Linked DNA regions of Homo sapiens: region 1 is linked to region 2. Evidence: chromatin loops called from intact Hi-C (ENCODE). Cell type or tissue: prostate gland. All regions are shown on one strand. Each heading gives the region's core, and the rest is flanking DNA. Links, peaks and the distances in the headings are about the cores only. Region 1 overlaps LINC00673 (long intergenic non-protein coding RNA 673). Region 2 overlaps LINC00673 (long intergenic non-protein coding RNA 673).

Region 1 (8,333 bases), core at 19-8,018, 45 kb after region 2:
GCCCTCAGGCAACCGTATAACAACAAAAGACAAGAAACTAGTGAGCAAAGACCTCTCTCTACAATCACCAGCACACCATAAGGTATTTCAGTATTGATGGAACGCCTACTATGTGCCAGGGATTAGACCAGGCACCGGAAATGCAAAGAAGAGACGGGAGCTTCCAGGCTTTCCAGAGTGGAAATCTACTAAGAAAGATGATACCAACTAACACTTATATTTTGTGATATGGATTATCTATGTTTGTGTATATTATATATAATGTATACATTAATATACAGAATACGCTCCATGTGCACACTGAGGCTGGGGGAGAAGGTGGCTCCCACCTCCCTGGGTTATCGGGGCAGGGGCGTCTGAGCTGGTGAGGAAGGAAATGGCCACAGGGTCATTTGCCAAAGGGTTAACTTGGAAAGAAAGCTGTTGGGTATGTCTGAGTATGAATGGCAACTCTGGTATTCTCTAGCTGTGCCATCTTGGACACCGAGGTTTTTATAGCTTTTTAAGGCATGCACACCACCAGGCAGGCAGATAATAAGTGATCAGTTAATCACCAAGGACAGAAAATGAGGAAGCCTGGCAGAGGTGGTATGTGAATGAGGCCACAGGGAGGTAGTTGGCTGTGCTCAAAGTCAGACGAGTAAGTGAGAGGAGCTCCCAGGAGTGCAGGGGTCGCGTGGCCTCGGGCCTGCATTTACACTGCTTTATCATCTCCATTGGCAAGATCTGAACCATCCTTCCTCCTCCTTCCTGTCTCTCTGGGGTGTCTGGAGGTACAGAAGAACCAAGTTGGGGGGCGGTGGTCAAGGGATGGGGAGAGGTTGAAGATCTTCGATTGCAGAAGGAAAGCCAGCTAGGAGGTAAAAGGATGATTCTTTTCCTTGTGGAAGCCATGTATGGGCAATGGTTGAAGGCGTCTTTGGGTTTATCAGAAAATCCTAACAGAAAAGAAATGATTTACCAGGTAAGAATATGCAGATATTCTGAAATACTAAACGGAAATCCTAAAGCCCCATAATATGACACTTTCTTTGCCAGGCTCGGCTGACGTTAAAGCCTCGTGCTGTGACCAGGAGCCTGATGGGAAGGTTGTTTAGCTGGGCTCTCCTAATCCCAAGGCCACCCCAGAGCACAGGACGACGGGCCCCTCTTGGAACCAGGCAACCGGGGGAACCCAGGCCTGCTCCTCGTGTCACCCCACTGGCTTCTGTGCTGTGGTGGGACTGTGGTTTTCAGAAAGTTACTTAAACCCAAGGTCTGAGATAAAGACAGCGATGGGAGCCTCAGTCATCCCATTCCAGGCTTCCGACATGGGACCTGTCAGTACCCCTGCACACCTGCTAGCCCAACAGACATGATTAACCAGGGAGGAAGGCAGGGAGGAAGAAGGTGGGGAGCAAAGCAAAAGAGGTCTGACCCTCCTCCCGAAAGTCTCAGAAACTCCAAACATGTGGTTAAACAGCCTCTTGAGGAGGAGTATCACTTTGCACACTATGGCATGTGTATAAAGGAGCAAAGAATAAACACATGCCTTGCCTCCAAGGGCTTACAGTCAAATGCAGAAACTCAGCATAGCCCAACTCCACAGTGCACATATACAGGCTGTAGAATCATGCATGAAACCAAGACACGTGCAAGCAAAGTTTTACGAATGTACACAAGTCAAGGTTCAAGTTTATAACTGAGGAGGCGGAGATTGGGTATGCTAACTGCCTTAAATGTTTCAGAAAAAAAAAATAGGTAGAATTTCAAATTAATGTAGGCATCAGTTCAAGCTTAGGACTATTGGTTTCCAGTATCATTTAGTATACATTCAACTCTTTCTACCGGGCTGTTCAGAGATCCACATCGTCTGCCTCCAACTCTCATGGCTTGTAAGTTTCTAGCTGGGTTTGTATTACAAGAACTTGTAGGCCTATGTTTCTGTTTCTGTTAAGATGGGTGCCTCTTGAAGGCATGGTCCAGAACTAAGTATCTTTTTCTGTTGTGAGATGAATGTAAAACATTTCAGAGTTTCACCTTAAGAAATCCCATTCCAGCCGGGCTCCGTGGTTCACACCTGTAATCCCAGCACTTTGGGAGGCCGAGGTGGGTGGATCACCTGAGGTCAGGAGTTCAAGACCAGCCTGGCCAACATGGTGAAACCCCGTCTCTATGAAAAATACAAAAAATTAGCTGGGCGTGGTGGTGGGTGCCTATAATCCCAGCTACTCAGGAGGCTGAGGCAGGAGAATCGCTTGAACCTGGGAGGCAGAAGTTGCAGTGAACTGATATCGCGCCATTGCACTCCAGCTTGGGCAAAAAGAGCGAAACTCCATCTCAAAAAAAATAAAAAAAAAAGAAAAGAAACCTCACTTCCCAAAATATCCTCCATTTAGTATAGGGATGGAGATTATTCCAGCATCTTGTATGTAGAAAGATGTAGAAGAGTCCAATTCTGCCAGGCCGTTTCCAATAAATAACGGGCAAAACTTCACATCATGTGGTCAAGAGATTGTTGAGAGAACTGAAGGCTGTAACTTTGACCACTAAATGGCTTAGGAGCCTCAGATAGACACTTGCCTTATTTACATCTTTACAAATTGTATACGTTGGATATTTGTACCTTGGGTTTTGTGTGTGTGTGTGTGTGTGTGTGTGTGTGTGTGTCTATGGTTACGTAGGATCAGTGAAATATGGGTGCCCAACTTTGGGGTAAAGGAAAGCCTTGGGGTGGAAGCAAAGCCAAGCCTAAAACTCCCAGCCCAGCCATTATTCTCTAGACCTCAGGGCCTGCAAGATTCATACTGTCCTCCCAAAAAATGTCCTGGGCCTCTTGTGTAGACATTCATACCAACTAGGCCCTTCAACCAGAAGATACTTAGAGAAGACTCCAAAGTTCCCAACCTCTAGGCATTTGAGAATTCATAACCAAAACCAGGCTCTCAGTTTAAAGCGATACTGTGATGAGTGACAAAACACGTGAGCCTTTTGAGCCCATCTGCAGAAAGTGTCCACTTGACACGGTCACACAATGAGTAGCCTCTGAGGTGCCCGGGGCCACCTCTCACCCAGGCAACAGCAGAAGGAACTGGGGACTTATACTAACACCAAATCAGAACCTACTACTTTCAGACACTGCCAAGAAGCAGAAGACCGCAATTTATTGGTTAAGAAAAATACTGCCATAATTAATTATTCATCTCTGCCAATAACAATAACAACCAATAGTGAGAACACATGATCCTATTTGCATTTCTTTTCTCCATCTAAAATAAATTTACCAATAAAAATTTAAAAATAAATAAGGCCAGGCACGCTTGCTCACACCTGTAATCTCAGCAATTTGGGAGGCAGAGGTGGGAGGACTGCTTGAGGCCAGGAGTTCAATACCAGCCTGGTCAACATAGGAAGACCCTGTCTCTACCTTATTTCTTTTTTATTTTTTGAGACAGAGTCTCGCTCTGTTGTCCAGGCTGGAGTGCAGTGGTGTGATCTTGGCTCACTGCAAACTCTGCCTCCTGGGTTCAAGCTATTCTCCTGCCTCAGCCTCCCGAGTAGCTGGGATTAGAGGTGCGTACCACCTACACCCGGCTAATTTTTGTATTTTTAGTAGAGATGGGGTTTCACCATATTGGCCAGGCTGATCTCAAACTGGCTGGTCTCGAACTCCTGACCTCGTGATTTGCCCGCCTCAGCCTCTCAAAGTGCTGGGATTACAGGCGTGAGCCACCACGCCCAGCCTCTACCTTTTTTACAAATGAAAAATAAAAATAAATAAATACTCCATAATCCCACAGCTCTGAGCATGCTGTAAGTCTGAGAGGTAAATAATCAGGTTTCAATGTTAAATGTCAATCCCCTTTCATCCTCCTTTCCCTAGAAGCAGCCAAGTATAAATCAGAGTCGCAGGGATGTAGGAATCCAAAATGCAGAACTTCCCAACAGCAGTTGGGGTTTAATTTGCCACACATCTCCCACTCTGGAGGTATTAACTCAAATCCTGATGGGGCATCGATGGCGTGGCCGATGCTATGTTGGGAGCTAGGGCTTCGCCTCTGCCTGTGTGGTGTGTATTCCAGAGGGACACAGGTCAAAACAAGTAAACACAAACATTCAGTTATAAATCATGAAGTTTCTGCAAAGTAGAATGATATGGGGGTGGGAACAGCATCACAGCAACTGCAAAGGCCCCTCCAAGAAAATGACATGAAGCAGATGCCTGACACAGATACAGTCAGCTGCATGAATGAACCTAGGGAGCTGCGTGCTGGCTGCACCCCAGGCAGAACTGGGGTGGACCCCAGCTCCAAAGCCGCACCGTAGAAAGCGGAAATTCTGAAAATGTTTTAAAAAAATAATTAGACTCGGGAGAACACAAGACCCATGAGGATACAGGCTGGGGAACACTCCTTTTTACAAACTGCAGGCATGACCTCGAGGTAAGGTGAGAAACACAGAGAGCCCTGGAGAGCAGTCCTTGTTCTAGCACCTTCCACCGAGCTCAGTAACACGACAGTACATTTTGAAGCAAAGGGAAAAATCATGAGATGTTGCCTTTACCAGATAACTCATCTTGCTAAGGCACCTTTACCCCTCGTGGTCTTGAGGGTTCTGGGAAGGCATTGATGAGGACCTCCAGTACGTCCACCCAGCATTTTATTATCATAAGTGCGAAGCTTGGTTACAATTTTACAAAATAAAATGAAGGCTTCCTGATTCCTAGTCCCTAGTTGGGATAACCTCCCCAAAGCAAGCCTGGAAAATCCCTGGGCGGCCAGGTCACTGGGGCTCAAAGTCCTCCTCCTCCCCGCCCCACCCACCCATGGAAAAGTACTGGCATCTCAGCGGCTGGGTTTCTTCCAGGAGGCCCTGCTGGGGATGTGTCAGTGCCCCCAACCCGAAGCCCACAGGGAAATCTCACCCCACTGGGTTGAGCCCCAACCTCCCACTCTGGCCCCATTGGTTTCACACCCTTGAACAATCCTGCCCAAATAACCTAGCAGCTAAGTGTGGCCAGGGGCCAGGAAAAAAGCCCTGAAAAGCAGTGAGCTCTTCAGATCCGAGAGCTCACAGCTTGGCTGGGACGCTGCCCACTGTGGAAAATGGAACGTGAAGATCTGGTACAGTGAGGGTGGTGGGGGAGGGAAGCCCTGACCCCACCCAGCCTGCGTAAGAGCAGAGGGTCAACTTCCCAGGGTATCTGGAAAGCTCTGGCAAGGGTGGGCAGAGGTGGGTGGCGATGGGGCCGGCGGACACACGGCCTCGTGCTTTTCATGCGATGACACACCTGACTGGCCAGGCACACCTGGACGTCGGGGCAGGCCAAGCTTTCCAACAGTCACTCACTGTTCCTTGAGTGGAGAGGCCTGGCAGCCACGCTCCTCACAGACAGGGGGGTTTTTCTCCTTCTTGGTAGGCCACGCCTCCCCCGGGCACATACTGCCTCTGTCCGAGGGTTTCGTCCAAGCCCTGGGCTCTGACCACAAAAAGCGCCCTTTTCTTTGGCGGGCTCACCTCAGACGTGAGGTACCAGAGAGCCAAACCGTCTGCTAAAAGGACATCCCCAGCACATTTCTCCCTAGGCAGAGGGTCTGTGGCTGGCGGCCACAAACAGCACATCCTCCCTCCATCCTGGGGCCTTACAGAATTGCCCCTTGGTTCCTGCTATATTCATGGCAGAAGGACAGTAAACTAAAGGAGCTCTTGGCTTGCTCGGGGTGCTCCCGTCTGACCCAAAGCAAACTGGGTAAATCCCTGGTAAAAACCAAGTTGTTGAACACAGGGCTTCAGGTCTTGGCCCATTCGGTGTGGCCATTCCCACTCCAATGTCTCTGTGAAAATGCAAAAATAAATAAATAAATAAATAAATAAATAAATAAATAAATAAACACGAATGGCGACACCTTCCTCCAGCAGAGAGAGATTACGGCCTCCACCAAAACACTCAATGGGTTCCTGGCAGGGCTTCCACCCCAACTGTGGACACTAGATAGAGAGATGCTCTTCATGAGAGTCTTGAGGGTTCCTTGTTAAAAAAAAAAAAAAAAAAAAAAAAAAAGTGGGTTTTTTTTGGTTTTCTTTTTTTGGTCATACAAAACGTAGTTGTGAAAGGAAAAGAAAATGCCAGCCCTGTTTGACAGACATTAGATTTATGATCGTTTTTTAAGCCTCAAGTACGTCACAAGAATCGGCCCACCCACTGCACTGCCCTGATTGTAAACACGGCCAAGTGCCCATCCCTGCTCTTCCCCTATCGGACCTGGGCTCCTCCGCTTCTGAACAGCCCTTGTTTCCCTCTCCTGGTCTCTGGTGGGTTAAAAAGATGCCTGGCTGTATATATATGGAGAGCGTACACCATGGAGCTCTCTGAGCTAAAACCTCCAAGACAAACATAGCCCGCTCACGCCTTCCCCGTCTGCCGGCAGGCCGCAGATGTTAATAAACATGGTTGGGGTTTAGGGTTTGCCCACTGATTCCTCCATCCATTTTACACTCGACAAGTCAGGAGAGCATTTTTTCCCCCTTCCCTTAACGTACAAACTCAGTAAACTGTTGTAAGGCTTGGCAACAAACTTATGAATTTTGGCCTCCAGATGTGGCTGGAAATAAAAGTAAACACAGGGTGTGAGCAACTGCGTTTCAGGTTTGTGTCCTGTGAGGCTGAGTCTGCAAAAACCAGGGCTCAGAGAGACTCATTTGCCCTTTGCCATGAGACACCGGGAGATAGTTTTCCTAAAGGTAGGGATGCTGTTTGGTGCAGACAACAGATGTAGAGGTCCACTAGAAAATGTAGGTGAAGGTTTACAGTGCAGAAATTTGGCCCCCTCTCCAGAGCACCATTCATAATCCATCCCTCTTGGCCAGGGTGGGTCACAGTGTGTCCTACAGCAACTCTGGCTAGAACACAAGTCTATAGGAGGAAAGTGCTCAGATCAGAAAAAAACTGAAAAAGCCTTATCATGAGATCCATTTCTGGTACCATTCCTACGGAAGCAGGACAGAGATGTTCAAAAAGAAAGCAAAGGGTCAAGTGTAAACTGATAGGTCTACTTCAAACATGAATCAATAGGTTTTGTTTGATTTTACAGGTCGAAAGACTTGTGGGGCTTGAGGGCCTTTCAAATCAGAAGTCCAGCTTATCTATCCATAGCAAGAGGAAGGACAGAAAATACCACGCACATCTGAGAAATGTACTGCGTATATAACTTGCAATTATAAGATCCATTTTTCATCTTGCAGATGAAGATTGGATCAGGTAAACTACTGATCCAATGTCTGGAGATAAATTATTATTATCTTCTTTTCTGGGACTGAACAAAGATGGATTGTAAGGACCACTGTCCCCTTGTTAACATATATGCCCAGACTGTCATTTTCCCCCTTGCTAAGAAGTCATTTCCACGGGGGGATCATCTTCAGTATGTGCAGTTGGTCAAGACTTCACAAATATTTCCTCTGAATTGTAACCAAGAAAACCTTCGCTTTATAAATTTTTGTTTTATTACTTTGCTAAAGCAAATACACACCAAAAAAAACACATGTGGTATTCCACTTCAGTCAAACACTATGCCTAGAGCTCTATCTCTTTTTTTTCTTCTAAAGAAAAATCACAAATGCCACCTTATAAAACAGTACATTTCAGATGCCCATGGTATTTTCTGTCCTCTTTCTTGCTATAAATAGATAAGCTGGACTTCCGATTTGAAAGGCCCTCAAGCCCCACAAGTCTTTTGACCTATACAATCAAATAAACCTCTTGGTTCATGTTTGAAGTAGACCTATCAGTTTACACTTGACCCTTTGCTTTCTTTTCTGAACATCTCTCTGTGTCTTGTTTCTGTAGGAATGATACGAGAAATGGATCTCATGATAGGACTTTTTTCAGTTTTTTTCTAATCTGAGCACTTTCCTCCTACAGTCTTATGTTCTAGCCAGAGTTGCCAGAGGACACACTGTGACCCCCCTGGCCAAGAGGGATGGATTATGAATGGTGCTCTGGAGAGGGGTCCAAATCAATTTTCACGCAGGTGAAAACTTGGAAAACTACTGGGAATTGTGGCTTTGGGGGGGTCTTTAGCTATATGCTTGCAACTTACCATGAAAAGAAAATGGTTTGGCTGTTATATGTATGGATTTTTCATCTTGTTTTGTGTTTTGAATGAAACTTTAAAGGGCATGTTAAAGGCTTTCACTTCTAGATAAGAAATCATAGAATCATCAAATTCTATCCTCAGAAAGACTCATGGAAGGTCAACTTTTAATTCTCTGACTCTGTACTTTGATGTAATTAGGGGCTACAAGCCCTTCAGTGAGCTGGCTCAGCTTGTAGAACTGAAATGTACTTTTCTATT
Region 2 (8,333 bases), core at 166-8,165:
CATGAGTGTTTTGCAGGGTCTCTGCAGTCGGTAGGTGAAACTGACAGATTCTGGAGAGAACTTGGCCTTTAGGAAAACGCCTGACTGATGTTAAAGTCACGTGAGACTGATGTGGTGTGCATGGTGACCAGAAGGAGAGACCATTGAGTGCCAGTGTCTGCAGCTCAGCTCTGTCCCCAATCCCAAATAAAACCGCCACGGCCAGCAAGAGTCAGCGACACCTTCCCACAGCCGGACAACAGAGACGCAATGGCAGAAGTTCACATTTGACGTTTCCTCTTCCCATCTGGGCATAGAGATCATCTGAGGCAGAGTTATGGCAGACGGGCCCTGATGGCGCCATGTTCAGAGTATAGAGAGAGCTCCGACGCCACACTGCTTGGGCGCTGTGCTCCTGGCTCCGCCCTAGGAGCTGCACCTGTAATATCTCGGCCAAACTTTGCAATCACCCAAGGAAGCAGTTTAAAGGAAGGAAACTGAGGCACAGAGGGGCTTAGTCACTCACTCAAGGTTACACGGCTAGGGGCTGGTGAAGAAGCTCAGGCCCAGGCACTCTGGGCCAGAGCTGTCGTCCTCCACCATGACTCCATCCTGCTTCCCTTTGAGAGCCAGTAAGCCTGGGCAGAAGTCCTCAACTCTCTGAGCCTGGTAGTAGAAAAGCACTAAGCCTGCACACCCAGGCCTGTGACAATGGGGCATCCAGAAGGCCAGACCCACGGGCCTCAATGGCCACAACAGAGGCCAATAAGCTGCACCTCAGTAGCCCCACAGGGGGTTCAGTTTGCATGGCAGGAGCTGCAAGTCCTCCCCAGCACTCCTGTTCTCCACCCCCTCCTTCCATGGAGTTGGACATTTCCCAGCTCTCTTGCATCCAAGTGGAGCCTTGGGATCAATTCCTGCCAATGGAAAGTGAGCAGAAGCGATGGGTGTTTCTTCCAGGCCAAGATGGTCAAACAGGTGCATGTCCTCTCACAGCACTTTCTCTGTGTTCACTGGTAGAAGAGGATGCCTCTGAAGGTAGTGATATCCTAAAACAGAGGGAACCTGGGTCCCTGAATTTCTGCATGAAAAAGAGCCTCCGGTCCCTACTATTGCTAAGTCACATTTAACTAATGTGTAAATGAGAAAAACTTGTCAAGTGAAGGAACTGATATATGGAGGTGTTTTGTTGCAGCGGCCTTTGGTGACTGATACATAGAGAACCACAACACTGCCCTTAGGGACAGGGGCCTATGGGTGGTCTCTACAGCAAGTCAGTACACCTCCCTCAGCCCACAAAACAAGGTCTCTATCCTTCTCCCAAAGCCACTGCGAGATTCCAAGGAGAAGATTTACAAAGAGCTTGAAAACTGGAAAGTCCCATAAAACCACTGAACTTCATTATTTCCTGAATGGCCTGATCTTTCTTGGCTGAATGTTATATCATTTCTCTCATGTCTGAAGCCGTGCCTAGTGACTGTGGTTCACAGATGACAACCTCTTGGTCCAAACTCTTATTTTATTGGTGTGTATGAATTAAGAATGGGGTGAGCTTTCAGTGTCTCTCGTCTCCCAAACAGGCAAAGCTTCTGCCCTACATGTCAGTTCTCTTCAATCCTCCTTTATCTGCTCCACACACCCCCATACCACCACCCCCACCCCCACCCCCACAAACCCCCAGGAGGAGAAATCAGGAGTCAAGGGAGACAGACTTTTCCTCCCAGGGCCTGCTTGCCCCTGAGTGGTGCCTTTTCTCCCTTGGCCTTTGGTCCTCAGGTGGTAAGACCTTGAACCTAGGTCCAGTTCTCATGGCAAGGGATCTGCCTATTAACACCGAAGGTCTCTACCTGTGAGGTTGGATATTAATGGGCAGGTCCCTTTTGTTTTTTCTGTAGTTCTCCCTATTAGACAGAGTGAAATTATTTGGATATTAATGGGAAGATCCTTTTTTTTTTAAGTTCTCCTTATTAGACAGGGTGAACGAAACCCTAGAAATTTTGATCTAAACTTTTGAACTGATATTTTTATTTCCCACCCTAAAAATGAAACTAGCTCATGGGGTAACTGGCAAAAATCAGACATAATTCTATTTTCAGGAAGAGTTTCTACATGGAAACCAACCAATCAGGCAACAAACAAAATTTCTCTGCTGTTTGGAAAACACTTTCTTTCTTTATTGATTTTTTGAGTCAGGGTTTTACTCTGTCACCCAGGCTGGAGTGCAGTGACTCAATCACAGTTCACTGCAGCCTTGACCTCCCAGGTTCAACCGATTCTCTCACCTCAGCCTCCCAAGTAGCTGGGACTACAGGCATGCACCACCACACTTGGCTATGTTTGTTTTTGTTTTTGTTTTTTTAATTTTGTAGAGATGGGGGTCTCCCTATGTTGCCCGGGCTGGTCTGAAACTCCTGGGCTTAAGTGATCCTCCTGTCTTGGCCTCCCAAAGTGGAAAACACTTTATTGATTACTCCTGAGCAAGCAAAAAAAAAAAAAAAAAGGCAAATTTGGTGGTACACACAATAACAGGTTGGTAATAGGAAAAGTCAACTCAACATCATTTTTGTACATCCTACCATGTAAAAGCCATCATGCTGCAACTTCACAAGCTCTGAATTTCAGATTGTCCATGACCCTGGTTTTGAATCTCAAAGTTCACATAAAAGACTTGGTCAAAGCAATTGATTACTGTAAAGTCTTGTTTGCCGATGATTAAATGAGAAGTATATGAAATGCCCATCACAGTGCTTCCCATGTGACCATGGACGTTTGGGAGCATTTCAACGATAAATTTCAATGAGTAAACAATGACTCAGTCCCTATTCTTATAAAAGAGAGAGAAAGAGAGTTGGGAGAGAAGAGGGTGCCAAAACAAGTCCATTGTAAGTGCAGTAAATGAGATACTAAAGTGCTATGGTCAAGGAAGGAAGACTGACATTTTTTTGAGTACCTATGTCAGAATATGTGAGGGAGAGGTCACAACTGGTTGAGAGGGAAGGAGAAATCCAGGACGGCTTCTGAGAGAAGGAAGCATTTGAGATGAGCCTCGAAGCATTCGTAGGATTTCAGTACCCTGGATGCCCGATGTCTATCCTTTAAAAAATACTCCTCTGTGAAGAATTGCCAAAGGATTAACGATCGTGCTGAATTCAATAAAAAATCATTACTGGGCCAAGCATGGTGGCTCACACCTGTAATCCCAGCACTTTGGGAGGCTGAGGTGGGAGGATTGCTTGAGTGGAGGAGTTCAAGACCAGCCTGGGCAACATAGTGAGACCCCCATCTCAAAAAAAAAAAAAAATAATTACTGGAATGTGCAAGAAACTTTCTGAAGTAAGCAGTTCTAGAATGTGAGTAGTGATTTGGGAAGCCATAGTGCCCCACGTAGATTAATAAGATGCATCCTGGGCTGGCGCAGTGGCTCACGCCTGTAATCCCAGCACTTTGGGAGGCCGAGGTGGGTGGATCACGAGGTCAGGAGATCAAGACCATCCTGGCTAACACGATGAAACCCCGTCTCTACTAAAAGTACAAAAAATTAGCCGGGTGTGGTGGCAGGTGCCTGTAGTCCCAGCTACTCGGGAGGCTGAGGCAGGAGAATGGCGTGAACCCAGGAGGCAGAGCTTGCAGTGAGCCGAGATTGCGCCACTGCACTCCAGCCTGGGCAACGGTGCAAGACTCTGTCTCAAAAGAAAAAAAAAAAAAAGATGCATCCTGGACAGTCACTGGGGTGGACCAGGAAATGGGCACTTAGGGTCTGGCATGGAGCAGTGTGTCCTGCTGTGCTGTACATGACAGTGGGTGGCTGTTAGCAAGCACCACCCATGAGACCGTAGCACCCACAAACTGCAATGTTTTAGAATAGCCTGGATTACACTGTGGATGTTTAAAGCAAAGGATAAACAATGCTCCATCTAGTTTAGTTTCACTGCATCTCCTACTTGAAAACTGAATAGACTCGGTGGCCATCCAGCCCCTCTTGTCCCGATATTTCACTCCATGGTGAGTCACAAGCCCTGGTCAGACCCTAATGGACACAGCCCCACCTTGAACAGTTCCTCTTTCAGGCTGAAATCATCTGCTGGGTATGAAGACTCAGATGGGATAGGAAAGTTAAAACTTAGAAATAGGCGTGCTCTGTTCTTTTCCAATGCTTGTCATTATGCTCATTTTCGTGAGGGACAAGGCCTTTGCCTTACACCTGGGACCTAACATTAATAGTCCAGGAGAGAGGATGGAAGGGACCCAGGAGGACCACCTGCTGGAGTCACTACCCTGAGCCACCACATCCCGGGCATCGGCAATTCCTGGGCTGGCCAGAGCCCTGGGCATAGACAGTTCTACAAGCAGAACATGTTTTTCACCCTTGCCCTTCTCACCCCTCCAAAACCCAGACCTAAGTTACCGAAAAAGGCGGGACATAGTGGGAAGGGGGCAGGTGAAAGAGGAAGAAAAGACGGAGATGGAAAACAATTAAAAAAAAAAAAAAAACTCCAACAGAACTCGATAACCCGAGGGCCCAGTGATCGGTGCCGCACGGCATACAAAAGCCAAAAGGCAGGTCCCAGGACGGGTCAACTTAAGACTTAATATTTGCCTTTCACTAAGCAAACTAATAAATCCCCTATGGTTTTAGCCACGCAGAGCTCCCAGTTTTTATTTATTGGTCAAAACGGCAGGCAGGGTTTCTTTTTTTTTCCCCTCCCAGCCACCCTGGGGGTAAATAGTGGTCCCCCTTCCACCCCTCCTGTCATCAGCCTGTATGTCTATTTACCTTCTCCCTCAACAAACTCATGTTCAGTGCAACTGACAATGCGTGCAAACAGCTTTGAAGTATTCTTTGGTAATGGACTTCCCGGACAGCCCTGTTTTTGACTTGCACAGCCAAAGGCAAAGGGAGAAAGGGCTACTGCTTGTCAGGAACCAGCTGGGCCAGGCAAGGCTGAGAACTTGATGCATGGCAGGAACCTCAGAGAATCGTCAAGACCAACCCCTGCCCCTTCTCTGTCCCTTTTATAGATGAGAAAACTGAGACCCAGAGAAAAGGCTAGAGTGACTCACATGTGACCCGGACTTAGTTGAAGCCAAGGGCAGGGCCGGTGATCAGGTTTCCAGACCCCTCAGTTTAGGGCTGTCTTCAGGCCTCCCTCCACCTGTTCTCCACCAGCCTGGCATATAAGGGTCTTATCCAAGGTCAGTGACCACTTCCAAGGTCACCTTGAAATCCTTTAAACTGCAGCCTCCTGAGCAGAGGGACTTGTTTCACCACGAGAACCTCCTATCTCTCCTGTCAACATGACTAATATTTTCCCACATGGGTTTCCAGGGCCGCTTGAAGAGGATCAAAGTTCTCCTGTGGATCAAGTTCCAATGCCATGGAAAATCTCACAGGCGAGGCTGAACAAAATTGGGGGGTGGGGGCGGTGTCGGGGAGCTAATTTGAAATAGTTATGTTCATAATGAAATTAAGGCAAGATGAAATCACTTTACATTGCACCTTGGACAATGTCTAACGTACTATTCTAACATGAGACCTAAAACCCCAGCAAAACTTTAAGACATGGACTCCTAGAAGGCTGATAGCTTATCCATCAAATATGCCAGCATCGTGGATGTCAGAACTATTAATAGAAGAGGCTCCAGGGATCGTGTGGCCCAAACCCCTCATTTTATACGGAAGGAATTAAGATGATGAGGAGCTTTCTGAGACAAAAACTTAGGTCTCTCTGCCTCCCTGCACTGTGCTTTTTTTTTTTTTTTTAAACCAGAACAAACATGGGGAAGAGGGCAAAAAGCATTTAGCACAAAATCTCATTAAGAAATTGACATTCATGGCCACCTGATAGTGTATGAAACACTCTTTAAAATTCAACTGCTTCCCCATCAGGCTGGGTATCACTCAGCCTCTCTCATAGTCCTCTCTCCCCTGGGCTGAACGATCCCTTGCCTGATTTGAAAGGGGATTCCTGCATTAGTCAGAGATAAATCTAGAGAAGAGTGATGCTTTAGACCACTTCAGCCTCTCAGGTTCTGTGATTGCATATGGATAAGGAGATAAGAAAAGAGAGGGCCAGGCGCATTGGCTCACATACTTCAGGAGGCCAAGGCAGGAGGATTGCTTGAGCCCAGGAGTTCAAGACGAGCCTGGGCAAGATGGTGAGACCCTGTCTCTACAAAAAAATAAAAATAAAAAAAATTACCTGGGCATGATGGCATACAACTGTGATCACAGCTACTCGGAAGGCAGAGACAGGAGGATTTCTTGAGCCCAGGAAGTCGAGGCTGCAGTGAGCTGAGATCATGCCACTGTACTCCAACCTGGGTGACAGAGTGAGCCAGAGAGAGAGAGTGAGAGAGAGAGAGAGATTGAGAGAAGAGATTGTTGCCTTTGACATAAGATCAGGACTTCTTTTGAAACCAAAGAATGAAAGTAGAACATAAATGAAGGGATCATCTGAAATGCCTTCATCTTTTAAAAAAGAAAAATGGCACCCAAGGAGGTGGGTGAGCATCCCTCCAATGGTAGCGAAGGTAGTGAGAATCACTACAGGGGCAAACACCAAGGTGCATGATACGTCCATAAGTTCATCTCTACCCTAGCATGTAATTCCCTCCCTGTGGTCTTGCCATGCCAGATGAATGAAATTATCTGAAGGCCCCTGTTCCGGCACTGCAAACACTCATGCCTGTCTTTCAGCAGAGAAGATGGAGGTCAGATGCCCTGACAAGCAGCAACAACTTCAGGACGCCACGTGATCCTGAAAACCTGGCTTTTTCTAGTCCACAAAAGACCCTGTAATTTGCGTTCAGGTTGTTCTTAAGACCAAAAAAGTTGGGCTGGTGCAACTATCCCTTACCCACTCCCCTCCCTACCCCCGCCCTGACTACCACCTCCAAATTCTGCTCCCTCATCCCAGATAAAAGTCAGTGTCTAGAAAGGTAAGTATAAGCTGGGAGGCCCCACTCCACACTGAATTGAACTCAAAGGTTATCTAGGAGCCTTTAGAGAGAATGTACATACTTAGCCCCAGTTTACACACCCTTGATATTTTAAAGGATTCTAGAGTTTAAAGGAATTTCAGGAAGTCCTCTAGCCAACTCCTTTGCTTCCCAGACAACACCATCCCAAAGGTTTTAGTTCTTGATCTCTGTCTAGCAAAGATGCAGATTTGGAATCCTGGCTCATGATTCTACAGACAGCATGTGTATGCATGTGTGTGTGTGTGTGTGTGCTTGCACACATGTTACAGTCTCTCTTCCTCAGTTCCCAGTGGCTGTGTTAGTTTTGTTTCTTAATGAACTGTTTTGTTTTTCATGAGAAAGTTAGTTTCTCCTTTGTAAGTAAGGCTGTATTGGAGAGGAATCCCTGATACCTTGAAGGCCTGCCATGCCCACCATCCACAACACTCAGAAGGACATGGTCTCAGTTGGTTCTTCATACAACCCTACCATCCTGGAAACAATTGATTTGGTCAGCATTGGTGCCTGATCCAATAGCATCCATCTGTGGCTGCCTGAAGGCCAACGAAGTAACCAGACGCAAAAGCTCTGAATGCAGATTGGCTAAACCAGTCAACAGCATCAGTCAGTTAATAGTAAGTAACAAAGTAGAGGCATGGTCGTTGAGTCACCCAGGAGGGTGACCAGTTTTCCCAGTTTGCCCAGGACTGTCCCAGGTTTAGCACTGAATGTCCTTCATCCCAAGAAACCCTTTAGTCCTGGGCAAACTGGGACCGTTGGTGACCTTCAGCTCATCACGATGGCAGAATTCTAAAGTCAGGGGCAGCGAACCCTGCTGCTGAACAGAGGATCAAAACGACCATGATGGTATTGCTCTTGTTATCTTTGAAAACCAACTAGTGCTTCTGCATCTGCTGAATGACCTTGGGCTTTTTGAAAAGGCTTAGCTAGGCAGTGGCTGGGACTATTTCCTGTCTACCTTACTGTGACTTTTGAATAAACCAGGATTTATGAAGGTAACGTAAGTGGATCTCTGTTCCTTGACACCTGTAGGAATCCAAGGAATACAATGCCTGTAACTGTGTGTCAAGAAAGGAAGGAAAAGGTGAAAACCCATCAACAATCTGTAAATTTCAATAGCTCTAAACATCTTCAAGAGGTTCTCCTCAATCATTTTGTGATGAATCTGAGATGTCCACAAGGACTCCACTGTTCTATTTAGAAGACACCAAATTCACTAAATGGTCATACAAGCACAGCAACTGCAACATACAAAAACTTTAATTATTTTTGCAAAAAGAAAGCCAACTATTCGCCTTGGAAATAATAATGAAGTACAAATAGCTCTGACTCTGCATTTGGACAAGGATGAACCATGATAGATATTTAGAAAG

Evidence for each region. A loop is a pair of places that touch in the nucleus more often than their neighbours do. Peaks named below come from ENCODE experiments on the same cell type or tissue, not always from the same donor. Only the 100,000 strongest peaks of a DNase experiment are listed, where the experiment ranks them.
Region 1: a loop joins it to region 2, with 2.2 times the contacts of the local background. A loop is called at or near these places in 3 of 110 quality-filtered maps.

Annotation. Positions count from the first base shown.
Region 1 is chr17:72,440,472-72,448,804 of GRCh38, forward strand. The region is part of intron 1 of LINC00673 (long intergenic non-protein coding RNA 673); the gene reads right to left. Among named protein-coding and RNA genes, the nearest start is that of LINC02003, 100 kb to the left of the region's middle. In prostate gland, for the core only: no CTCF peak of the experiment used is centred there; no DNase peak of the experiment used is centred there.
Region 2 is chr17:72,395,125-72,403,457 of GRCh38, forward strand. It overlaps LINC00673 (long intergenic non-protein coding RNA 673), which reads right to left. Exons shown (of 4, transcript NR_152516.1): 4 at 8,198-8,333. Among named protein-coding and RNA genes, the nearest start is that of LINC02003, 56 kb to the left of the region's middle. RefSeq lists an enhancer at 5,144-5,438. In prostate gland, for the core only: no CTCF peak of the experiment used is centred there; a DNase peak (open chromatin) is centred at 4,707; H3K27ac peaks cover 2,745 bases.